Regions from separate parts of the Homo sapiens genome. Here region 2 is linked to region 1. Evidence: chromatin contacts called from ENCODE Hi-C or POLR2A ChIA-PET data. All regions are on one chromosome and are shown on one strand. The core of a region is the stretch at or near the end of the contact, and the rest is flanking DNA. Distances in the headings are between cores, read along the strand shown. Region 1 overlaps CACNA1C (calcium voltage-gated channel subunit alpha1 C). Region 2 overlaps CACNA1C (calcium voltage-gated channel subunit alpha1 C).

What was found. Hi-C counts contacts between places; a loop is a spot of excess contacts on that map. ChIA-PET counts read pairs that join two places held with the same protein, here RNA polymerase II (POLR2A). Pooled maps may share reads with other maps.
Region 2: a loop to region 1 is called in a map of IMR-90, with 3 times the contacts of the local background. The contact joins two enhancer-like sites. A Hi-C loop is called at or near these places in 3 of 168 maps with a recorded cell type or tissue (IMR-90, OCI-LY7 and heart right ventricle), 2 of 37 single-sample maps with no recorded cell type and 7 of 50 pooled maps. POLR2A ChIA-PET finds 5 or more read pairs at or near these places in 8 of 52 experiments (A673, AG04449, AG04450 and 5 more).

The regions. Positions count from the first base shown.
Region 1 is chr12:2,246,349-2,251,742 of GRCh38, forward strand. The region is part of intron 3 of CACNA1C (calcium voltage-gated channel subunit alpha1 C); the gene reads left to right. Among named protein-coding and RNA genes, the nearest start is that of CACNA1C-IT3, 21 kb to the right of the region's middle. Within about 2 kb of position 2,648, at least 7 of the 41 ENCODE cell types and tissues checked have a DNase peak (open chromatin) inside an H3K27ac peak, as active enhancers do; they include IMR-90 and heart right ventricle, where a contact is called at or near this core.
Region 2 is chr12:2,282,487-2,287,880 of GRCh38, forward strand. All of the region lies in intron 3 of CACNA1C (calcium voltage-gated channel subunit alpha1 C), which reads left to right. The region is part of intron 1 of CACNA1C-IT3 (CACNA1C intronic transcript 3); the gene reads left to right. Among named protein-coding and RNA genes, the nearest start is that of CACNA1C-IT3, 15 kb to the left of the region's middle. Within about 2 kb of position 2,470, at least 19 of the 41 ENCODE cell types and tissues checked have a DNase peak (open chromatin) inside an H3K27ac peak, as active enhancers do; they include IMR-90 and heart right ventricle, where a contact is called at or near this core.

The DNA of each region.
Region 1 (5,394 bases), core at 1,398-3,897:
GAAAGTAATCTGCTGAATAGGAGGCTGTAGTAAGGCCTTTTAGATGGTGGCTCCCGGAGTGAACAGGATCCTGAATCTCAGGCTTTCCTTATCCCACTGAGCCATGCCTCCCTGCCTGAAACGTGTTTCTGAGTAATAGCAGCTAACACTTACACAGTGCTTCCTGTGTAATAGGCACTCCTGTAACTGCTGGACCCATGACGACTCTGTGCAATTCATACCGTTGTTGTCCCCTTTGTATAGATGAGAAAACTGAGGCACACCGAGGGTAGGTCGTCAGGTCCCGTGAGTCGCGAGTGTGGGGGCTGTGGTGAGAACCCAGCCAGCATGGTGTGTGTGTGCTCTTAACTGCTACGCTCTGTCCTAACCTGTTCTTTTATAGGTCCCAGCAAGGAAGCTTTTCTCCTGGTCCACACCGCTGCCTGGGCATGGAGAAACCTGCTGGCACATTGGCCAAGGTTGGGGGTGAGGGGTGATGTCATGACCCATCCAAGAACTGTAATCTCCTGTCTTCAAGGAGGCCAGTTCCCTGGGCTGACGCTTCATGCATAGCGGCTGCATCCCTGTCTCCCCACTTCTCCATCCCCTTCCAGGCCGTTCTTCCCCCATGCACACACATGCCTACACATGCCTGCAATAACTCCCCGATAGGTAGAATTAAAATTTTGAAAAACTTAAGCTAAGACTATAAAGTAAGAAAGGCTAAATCAGCTTCCTTCCTTCTTCCCTTTGACTCCTGCAAATCTGTAGCTTCCTTCAATTCATTCTGGAATTTTTTTCCAGTTTTCACCCTGATTATCCTTTATTCTTGTCTTAAAAATAGGCAGGACATTTTCTTTGGGCAGCGGGGATGGCCTGTTATAACCTTGCTCTCTCTATATGGTCACAGTGCATTGCATGGAAGTTGGGAGCACCCTCGCCTTTTCCTGTGAGGTCACTCTTTGATTTCCTGCACCCTCTCTGCCCTGTCAATGCCGCAGGGTCTGTTTTTCCTATAAGTCTGATGCTCTCTTGTCCTTGAACTCCTTTTCCGGGTGGGTTTTAATTAGCTAAATTTGCATGTGACAAAATGAGATATAACCTTCGTGGGGAAATTCCTCACAGCTTTCTAGGCTGGGAGAAATCGACCATGCCATTTTGTGATGGAGTGTCCCAGTTTAACACGGCAATGTGACTGCAGACTTCATCCGCCTGGTGGGCACTTTGTCCCCATGGCTGAGTTTCAGGCTTCCTGACCTTCCTGGTGGGCAGCCACGGCGAAATCTAGACTTCCTGGTCCCTCCTCAGTTCCCTATGGACGATGGCAAGATTTTGCAAAGGGACAAAAGGAAACTTTTGCTGAAACCTTCTAGGTCTTTAATCACTTGTTCTTTTTCCTTCTAAAATTCTGGATTCTTGCCGAGCCTCTTTGTGCTTCCTCTTTTCATTCTCTGTCACCTCCACTTAGTCTCGTTCTCACCTGCTCCTTTCTCTTTATTCTCCAAGGGAGGGGAAGACAACTTGAATTTTAGGAACAAAGCAAGAAACAGTACATGGAAAGGAGAAAAGGTGCTGTGGCCACTGCAGAGGGGGGACAGGTGGCTGAGAACCTTTGTAAGCCAGAAAGAACTCTTCTCTCCCATTCTCAAATATAATTAGTTATTTCTAAAATTGAGCTGAATCGTGGGCATCTTTTTCCACTCAAACTTTTTTTAACTTAAAATTAAGTTCTATGTATATATGTGTGTGTGTGTTCATTGGAGAAACAGTAACACCACACACAACTTAGCTAACCTAGGAAGGTTTGGCTCAAATGTCCATTGCAAAGTAATTAAGAATCTCCTCTCCTATGCTGTGTTTACACTGTACATTCCCATAATGTCCACTTCCTGGCTGCTGGACTCTGCTCTATAAATATAACCAGTGAGCAGTGTCTCTTTCATGCTCAGCTCCTGACCAGTTAAGGGGAGGAGGAGATGAGTCCAGGAACCAGAGTTGGATGCTGGGAATCTCCGTGCTGTCCTTCCAGGGAACATTTCTCTGCACCGGGCCAAGGACCCACGGGATCATCCCTTTCCATTGTGAAGGAACCGAGGCCGCCTCACTGGGCTCCATTTTCCAGTATTTTTAGTTAGCAGCCTGCAAGTGAGTGTTCTGCCTGCAGTGCTGTAGAAACTGGCAGATGCTCTGTGTTGAGTGGTGTGCAGGACAGACAGGAGTCGGTGCTGGAGAGGCGATGGCTGCAACTGGGGCAGAGAAGTGAGCCTTCCTGTCTTCCTGGGGGTGATCATCCCCAAGGCAGTGCATCACGCTCCCGTGTTCAAAGCCGCAGTGGTATAAACTCTCGAAGAGAACAGTGTCTACCTTTACTCTGGAAAGAAGTAACCGAAAGACAGGAGCGGATGTTGCCTCCTGGCAAGAGGGCCTCACGGTGTGGAGGGGCAATGCCAACCTTGGCGGTGACGGACTTAGGTTCTATTATGGCTCTAATACTTGCTGACTCTGGGACCTTGAGCAAGTTATGGTAACCCTCAGCCTCTGTTTCTCCCTCTGTACAATGAGCATCACGATAGTCCTGTTCTCACAGAGCTGCTATGAAGGTTGCATCTGGGAAGCACCTGGCACCGTGCCTGGCGTAAAATAGGCCCTCAGGAAATGTTGGCTATTATTATGGCCATGCTTGACTGGCACCTCAGTTTGATGTAGTGGTTGTCACGTTTCATTTCTAGCGTTCTGAATAGGCTGTCAGTAGAGAGGTAAGGAGGTAAGGACTCTGGGGCCAGACTGCCTTTCTTCAAATCCCAAGCCTGCCACTTAACAGCTCTCTGACATTGAGCAAGTTAATTCATGTGACTGGGCCTCACTTTTCTCATCTGTAAAGTGAGTATGAAGTGACGTATACTTCACTGGGTCATGGTGAGGGGAAGTATGCAAAGCAGGAGTTGGTGAACTGGCGAACAGGCCACATCCGGCCTGCCATCTGCTTTTGTAAATAAAATGGTATCAGAACATAGCCACACGTATCCATTTATGTCTTGTCTGTGACTGTTTCTCTGCAGCAGCAGCAGAGATGAGTAATTGTGACAGAGACTGTCTGTCCTACAAATCCTAAAATAAAATCCTAAAATATTTACTACCTGACCCTTTACAGAAAAAGTTTGTTGCCCTCTGATTGTAAAAGGTTTAAACAGTGTGTGGCACAGAGCAGATGCCAGGTAAATGTTTGCTGTTATTCCTGCTGGTACTCCTCTGCAGTTCGTCACCCCCAACCCTCACATTAGCTCTGTGAAGTGGGCACACAGAGGTGATGATTGTTCCCTGTTTATTGCACCTGGGATTCAGGGGACTCACGTGACCTGTCCAAGGTGAGGCCAGGCCTAAAATCTAGTCTAGGGCTCACTCGGCCGGTGGCTCCGAATCAGTGACATCTGCCTTGCCTTCTCTCTTTTTTTTTTTTTTTTGAGATGGAGTCTCACTCTGTTGCCCAGGCTGGAGTGCAGTGGCGCGATCCTGGCTCATTGCAAGCGCCGCCTCCCAGGTTCACGCGATTCTCCTGCCTCAAGCTCCGCCTCCCGGGTTCACACCATTCTCCTGCCTCAGTCTCTCGAGTAGCTGAGACTACAGGCGCCCGCCACCACGCCTGGCTAATTTTTTGTATTTTCAGTGGAGACGGGGTTTCACCGTGTTAGCCAGGATGGTCTCGATCTCCTGACCTCGTGATCCACCTGCCTCGGCCTCCCAGAGTGCTGGGATTACAGGCGTGAGCCACTGCACCCGGCCTGCCTTGCCTTCTCTTTAGATTCCTCAAGGACAAGGATGCATCAGTCCATCTCCCTGAGGCATGGACAGTGCCTCACAGAGCCCACCCAGTCAGTATCTGCGGAGTTCATTTGTCTTCTGTGCTCCACCTGGCCAGCATCAGCACTGAGCACTCCAGGAAGAGACATTTCCAACCCTGGGCCGTTCACCTCCCAGCACCTGGAGTTGGGAGCACTCAGCTTATTAACAGGGCAGAAACTCCCAGGTTGCACGCACAGCACCGAATCCTGAAGGGCACAGGCCAAGACCCTCTCTCCATCCCGAGACCTTTAGTCAGGATTGTGGGTGTGGTTGATGACAGCTGATATCTGGGTAGCAATTTATGGTTCACTGAACACTTTTACATCCATGATCTCATTTGATCTTCATAGCAACTACTCAGGGGGACAAACTGGGTGATGGCCTACGCTGTAGCTGAAGTGGAGAGAGACTGGCACCTCCTCCAAGGCCATGCGTTAAATACCCACTGAGCCAATGGAGCCCTGGTCATCCATCTCTAATCCAGTGACCTCCCAACCCCAGCCGGCCCTCCTGACTTGATCATTGTGGTGATGCCAGTGCTGTAGCCTTGGGCACTCATTCCATTGTCTAATGACCCTCACTGTCCAATAATTCTTTTTTGTCTGTAATGGAAATTCCACATGCTTTAGGGGTTTGTTCTGCTCTCAGTGGAGATGACGACAAGCCACCCAGAATAATAGCTCTACTTTTTAGTCTTCAGCCTTGAAGCTGTCCTCTCCCTAACCAGCCCAGGCTGGCTCTTCTGTCCTTGTGGGTTTGCTGGAACACAGACCATCCCATCCACCCTGGTGACTTCTACCACATCCTGCACTTAGAGCAACTTCCAGCATGACGCAGAAGGAGGGACAGTGTGTTCTGCGTTGGCTCAGCCCGTCTGCAGAACAGTCATGTCACTTTGGAAGAGCCTGAGTTTGAGAGGGATGTGTGTCTGCTCATATGAATACTTCTTGATCATTTAGTTTCTGTCATCAGTATCTGGGGAGTGGAGAATCGTTGCTGAGGGCTTCTGAAGAGCAGGGGAGAAAATAGATCACGTTGACAGTCAGCATAAGGTCATGGGGGTGAAGGGCAAAGGGAAGCTGAGTTGCTGCTGGACAGTGTGGTCTACTGACATGTCTCCTGGGATCGTGACCATCATGAGGGCAGGCGGTCAATGGCTGGTCAGAGCTATACCCAGCTTTCTAGTACAGTGATCCTAAAGGACATGGCTGAAGCGTGTTGAAATCCTCCTTTGTAATGAAAATTCTCCCCTGCAAGGGGAGAAGTAGCTTCTATGAAATTTCCAGCAGAGGTTTCCAAGCCAGGGAGGTTGAGGTAGGTCAGGGAGGCCGCAGGTGCTTATCTAAGTGGCACTGCCACAGTCTTTGAGTTTCCATTACTGGCCTCCTGGATTCAGTGGAGTCCTGCTAGACGTTGTCATTGCAGGGCAACCAAACCCAGCCCCGGGCCCATGGGAATGAACATACATATCTTCTAATGGTTAGAGAAATAAATTGCTTTATAACCAAAATACCCTTTTGGTTATGTGTCTCTCTTGGAAAAATAATCAGAAACAGCTGCCCTGCAGTTCTCCAG
Region 2 (5,394 bases), core at 1,220-3,719, 36 kb after region 1:
CACCCGGAAGAAAACTCAGGCTCCCCTGTAGGCCTGGAAAGCTTTGTCTGAGACAATGACCTTAGGAGGAGGTCACCAAAACCACTCCTTCCCTCACAGCTCATGGGATCAGAGTCAGCTGTGCCTGCTGAATGAGTGGTCAGGTACAGCGCACCCGCCTCCTGCCAGAGAAAAGGAGACCTGCAGTCTGGCTGCGGCAGGTCTCAGCAGAATCTTTAGCTTTCTTCAGGCTTGATCAGCCACCTCAAGACCTGTGCTCATTTAAAGAACAGAGAGTACATGTAAGTTAGGAATGTTCTCGACTTCAAGTAACAGGATACTTAAGGACTCTGAATTGGTTCAGCAGCTCAAGATGCCACTGAGAACCAAGGCTCTTTCTCTCTTTCCACTTCCTTATACTAAGTCTGTTGGCTTTTCATATTCAAGCTGATTTCCTTATGGTTGCAAGATGGTTGTCAATGGGGCTCCAGGCATCACACCCCCATTCAAGGCAGGTGGAACCAGGAAGGAGTGGAGCCAATAACACTCTGGCCCTTTTTTTTTTTTTTACATAAAACAGAGGCTTTCCCAGAAGTCCCTAGCATAGTACTTCTTGAATTTAATCTACACAAGGATCCCCTGGGAATCTTGTTAAAATATAGGTTTGGATGTAGTAGATCTTGGGTAGAGCCTGAAATTCCACATTTTGATCAAGCTGCCAGAGTGTGTCAGTGTGGCTGGAAACTGCATTTTGAGTAGCAAGGTGCAAGGCTACTTCTCCTTACTCTTAGTGACACAATCCAATTAACTAGCTACAACTGGCTGCAAGGGAGGCTGACAAAGTATCTTACCTTTTTCAGGGGAGACTTTGGGTAGCAAACCAATATCAGTCACAGAATTCTACTGAAAATGCAGGGTATGGAAGCATCTGAAGTCACAAGGTTGGGCTGGACAAATTAGAGCCTTCACCTCCATGAGGGAAGACCATGGACCCCTTACTCTATATCCACACTCAGCCTGCAGGGACAGGGCATTATTGCCACGAGCCAGTCTGTCCTGTATACTCACTGGATTAGGGATTCCACTTTCAGAATTTTATCACCTTAGCACCCAGCACAGTGCCCGGTACACAGCAGGTACCCAATACGTGTCTATTACACTGAAATGTTTATTGGCACATGGTCTAAAGACAGTGCCAGGGAATCCTGTGAAAATGCAGTGCTGATTCGGGAGATCCAGGATGGGGATCCAAGATGATGCATTTGGAACAAGCTCCCAGAGGATGCTGCCGTCTGGTCCGAATCCTGGGCCCCACTTTCAATAGAAAGGGCCTAGGACATGCAGAGTAAAGTCCTTCCTCCTGAGTTAGCAGCAGCTACTTGTGCTTCATTCATGCAGGCATGAAGCTGCTTGCAAGGATGTTAGCAGATATTAGATATGGCTGGTGGGGAGGAGTAAGGAGGGCCTTGGCTATGCCTTTTTCCAAGATCCGGGAGCTGGATGCTCAGAGATCTCATCCCTGGCTTCCTTGTCCACTGAAAACAAAACAGCAGTATACCCGGGTGAGGAGAGAGACCAGCCAAGCACGTCTTTCAACAACTCTTAACTTGCTTGGCTCCAGCCACGAAACAGGAACCCGCCATCCCCCTAGCTCGTCCCTGGCCCTCAGGAAGTGCTGAGGCTCTGCCGGGCTGCATGAGTGAGGGGCCGATGTCTTTCAGATGTTGGGGCTTCAGCGGGGGAGTGGGGTAAGCTGGGGAGAGGGAGCATTTTTTTGTGAATATTTTACCCACGGAAAAAGCTGAATTCTCTAGAACAGACCTCTAGATTTTTTTTTTTTTTTTTGGTAGTGGGAAGTGAGTTACTGGAATTTCTTCTGAATTCGAAGCCAAACAAAGTTTCTTGCGGTTTTAGTTACACAAGCGGCTGCTGCCAAGATGGAATGAATGAGAAGAGCCACTGAAAGGAAGAGACAGTGAGGGGCTGGGGGAGGAGGGTGCAGAACAGGACCCAGGCGCAGCACAGAACAGCCCTCCAGGCGGGCATACTGCCCGCTTCTATGCTGTCAACTCTTTAGGGAGAGAGCTCACTGTTCTGTCTGCCTCCCAGGATCAGAATTAAAAAGAAAAAAGGTCTGTGAAAGTGAGGCATACACTGGCAGACACGCACACATGTAAATGATTATCATTGCTTTGTAATTTACCATAATTCCGGCCTGTGCACTCTATGGGGTCCTGCTTTGTTCAGTTTCCTGACTGAGTGGCAGTTGGACGAGACACTTCTGCCCCTAAGCTGCAGGCAGGCGGCTCTCATTTCAGCCTTGTTCCAGTGTGAGTCTGCAGGGAAGGGATGCCCGCTGCTCCAAGGGGAAGCAAGGATAATTAACTTCTACCAGTGATCCCCAAACTTCATTTTCCTTAGAGCCTGAAGCCTCCTCCTTGTTACCTTCCTGGTAGCCACAGAATGGGCCAGGGCCATGTGTCTCCTTTCATTTCTCCAGCCTGCCCTCTGGTGGGCGATGCCCTTCAGTGAGCGGGGCCTGGGGTAGGGCCGTTCTGCAGATCCTGGGTTGGCTTCCAGTGGTGCCTGGCATCTCTCCTGCTCTCTGGGAGGAGGGACGGGCCGCTAAGTGCTGACGGCAGCCTGTCACTCACACCTTGCTCCCTCTGTAGAAACACTCTGTTTCTCTCCATTCCATCCCTGCGTGTTACCTAGCAGGAATTTCCTCTTCCTTGGGTCAAGCGGGTGGGAAGGGCTCATGATTGCTGACTGAACTCAACCCTTTACACTGGGCATTCAATGTCATCACATTGATAACTTGAAATGGGCAGTAGTGGGAACATTTACACCACAAAAACTGGCATATGCTACACCCAGAGCTTTCCTTCCCCCTCTCCTAAAAGCCAGTTGCTAAAACATTTAACAACATACCACTGGCTGGAACCACTTGTGAAGGTGACGTAGGGCTGCAGGGAGAGCCCAGGTAGTGGAGGAAATGGCAGCCTTCCTTCCTTGCCCATAGCCTGTGCCGGCTACAACTCAGGAGCTTTTGGAACTTAGGAGCTCTGTTCTTAAACTCTCCTTAAACACCTCCTCATCCCAGACGGGTTGACTTTCAATGAGAGGACTCTGCTGTGCCGCAGAGCTGGAATCACTCAAAGCAGAGTGATGGACGAGACTTACTTTCGACGTTCCTAGGCTCCCTTCCACCGTTCCCTGGTCTCCAAACCCCATGTTCTTATCTGACGGTATTTCTACTCTTTTTCTCAACCTGTTGCTAACGTGCTCATTCGAGAGAGGCTGGTGCGCACCTACCCAGCGGCTTTTTGGGCGGCAGTGGAAGGGAGTGTTTTATTAGGAATTTACGTTATATGTGCAAGGAATACCACATGGATGGTAAAGTTCAGCCGTTTTCCACTGAAGATAGGGATTCTTCAAACTGCACAGCTTTTCAGGCCATTTCGTTTAGGCGAGCCCTCATGTTATAGTCAGGGAGTTTGAGGCCCAGGGACATTTCCCAGGGGATGAACTCTAACTAAAAATGAAGGTCTCCTAGTCCTGTCGCCTGTTTTCTTCACTCAGCTGTTTAAAGGGATGTTGCCTCGTGTGAATTATGGATGACTGCCAGAGTTATTAGAATGAACAGAGTTACCAAGAGCTAAATACTCGTCATTTATACCTGGCCGGTTCTGTTTTCAGTTGTCCTTTTTCTTTGCAAAGAGCTTTGAAACAAGACTGGCCTGCTTGACCTTCCATTTAGAGTTAATGTCAAAGCTTGCTGAGGCCTGGGAAACAGGTTTGGTTGTTTGCATTAAAAGGGAGTAGGAAGCAAGAACCTTAATTATCCTAGGCTCTGGCCTATTTAATAAGGAATTTGAGAAGATGTCTTAGTGGCTAGTATTCCTAGAACATAATACTTGAAAGTGGAGCGAGCGGGTGAAAATATGCCTTAGGCAGGAAGCCAGATAGGAAGGGCCAGTGTCTACAGGCTCTGCACAGTAAGGACCCTGTGGGAAGATGTCACAGGTAACAGGGCCTGATGGCCCAGCACCCAGCTGCTTTGCAGTAGTTCTGGCTTCGGGGCTTCTCTGGGTGGCTGAAGAACAGGTCTGTGAGGTTCATTCGGGGGCTCTTGTTGATCAAGTGTGGATGGTGTGCCGGACACAGGGCTGGGGCTGCAGAGTGGAGGAGGCGCAGTCCCTCCCCCGAGAGCACTGTGGCCAGTGGAAGGAGACAAACAAGAAACAATGACAGGACCCAGGCTCAGGCTGTCATGAGCAGCCCTCCTCTGGAGAGTGGGAAATGTGCGTTGGGAACTCATGCTTACAACTTTTATGTTTTTTCTTACTGAGCAATGCTCATAACAGGAGAAAGGATTTCTTCACTGTCCCAAAAGAATGTGCCTCAGGACTGAAATTGGTAGTGGCCCTCCCTTACTCATGTGCCCCAAGCACATTGGAACGCCAGAGGAATTTTAAGCAGATTTTTATTCTTGTTTTCTGGAGGCAAAATCTAAAGTGAAGGGTGTGTGTGGAGAGGTCATGCAAGAAATTTGGAAGCTGTGTGCCTTGTCTGGCTGACTGTCCCAATTACCCCGGGCCCAGAGGTGGGAGGTCCCACAGGGGCCTGCCCCCAGTTGACAGAGGGCTCTTTACCGTTAGGACCCCTTCTGGGTTTCTCAAATTATGGCTTTTCCTCCTTCATGGTCTCCTGGTACTTTTAACCCCTTCTCTCCATTTTTCCCAAGGAATATTCTAGAGGAAGGGTTTCTGGGAATGACCTTCCCAAGGGGAGGGATCGGGCAAGTATTGAGTCATTCCTGCTCGTCTGGATTGTGATTGCGACCCGTGCCTCATGGAGTGTCGCTGGATACGCGATCAGTGTCCCTTGAGGCAGTGCTGCACATGGTGCAGTTCCAGAGAAATGAGGGAATGAGAATGAACGTGGCTGCTCGTGTGTTCCGTGGCTGTTTAGGAAGGTTGGGTCAGTGGAGATCAGGGCCCGAAGAGCAGTTTCAGCCTGCGTGGTCTTGATGTGGTCTTGGCTGATGAGAAGCTCCCTCCAATTCTGTGATTCTGGGTAAAGCAGACCATGTGCCATCGGGAGTGCTCCTGTGATTCTTTAAGTTAGTAATTCTCATCCCTGGCCACACATAAGAATCATCTGGGATCATTTAACAAAAAACAATGCCAGGATCCTACAGTCTACTCCACGCCCTTCATTTTCAAACTTGAGTGGGCACCAGAATCACCTGGAGGATTTGTGTAAACACAGATTCCTGGGCTCCAGCTTCCGAGTTTCAGTGGCTCCAGGATGGAGCTTGAGAATTTGCATTTCTAACAAGCTCCCAGGTGACTCGCTGCTGCTGGCCTGGGACCACACTTTGGAAATCACGATTATGAACAGGAATCAGAA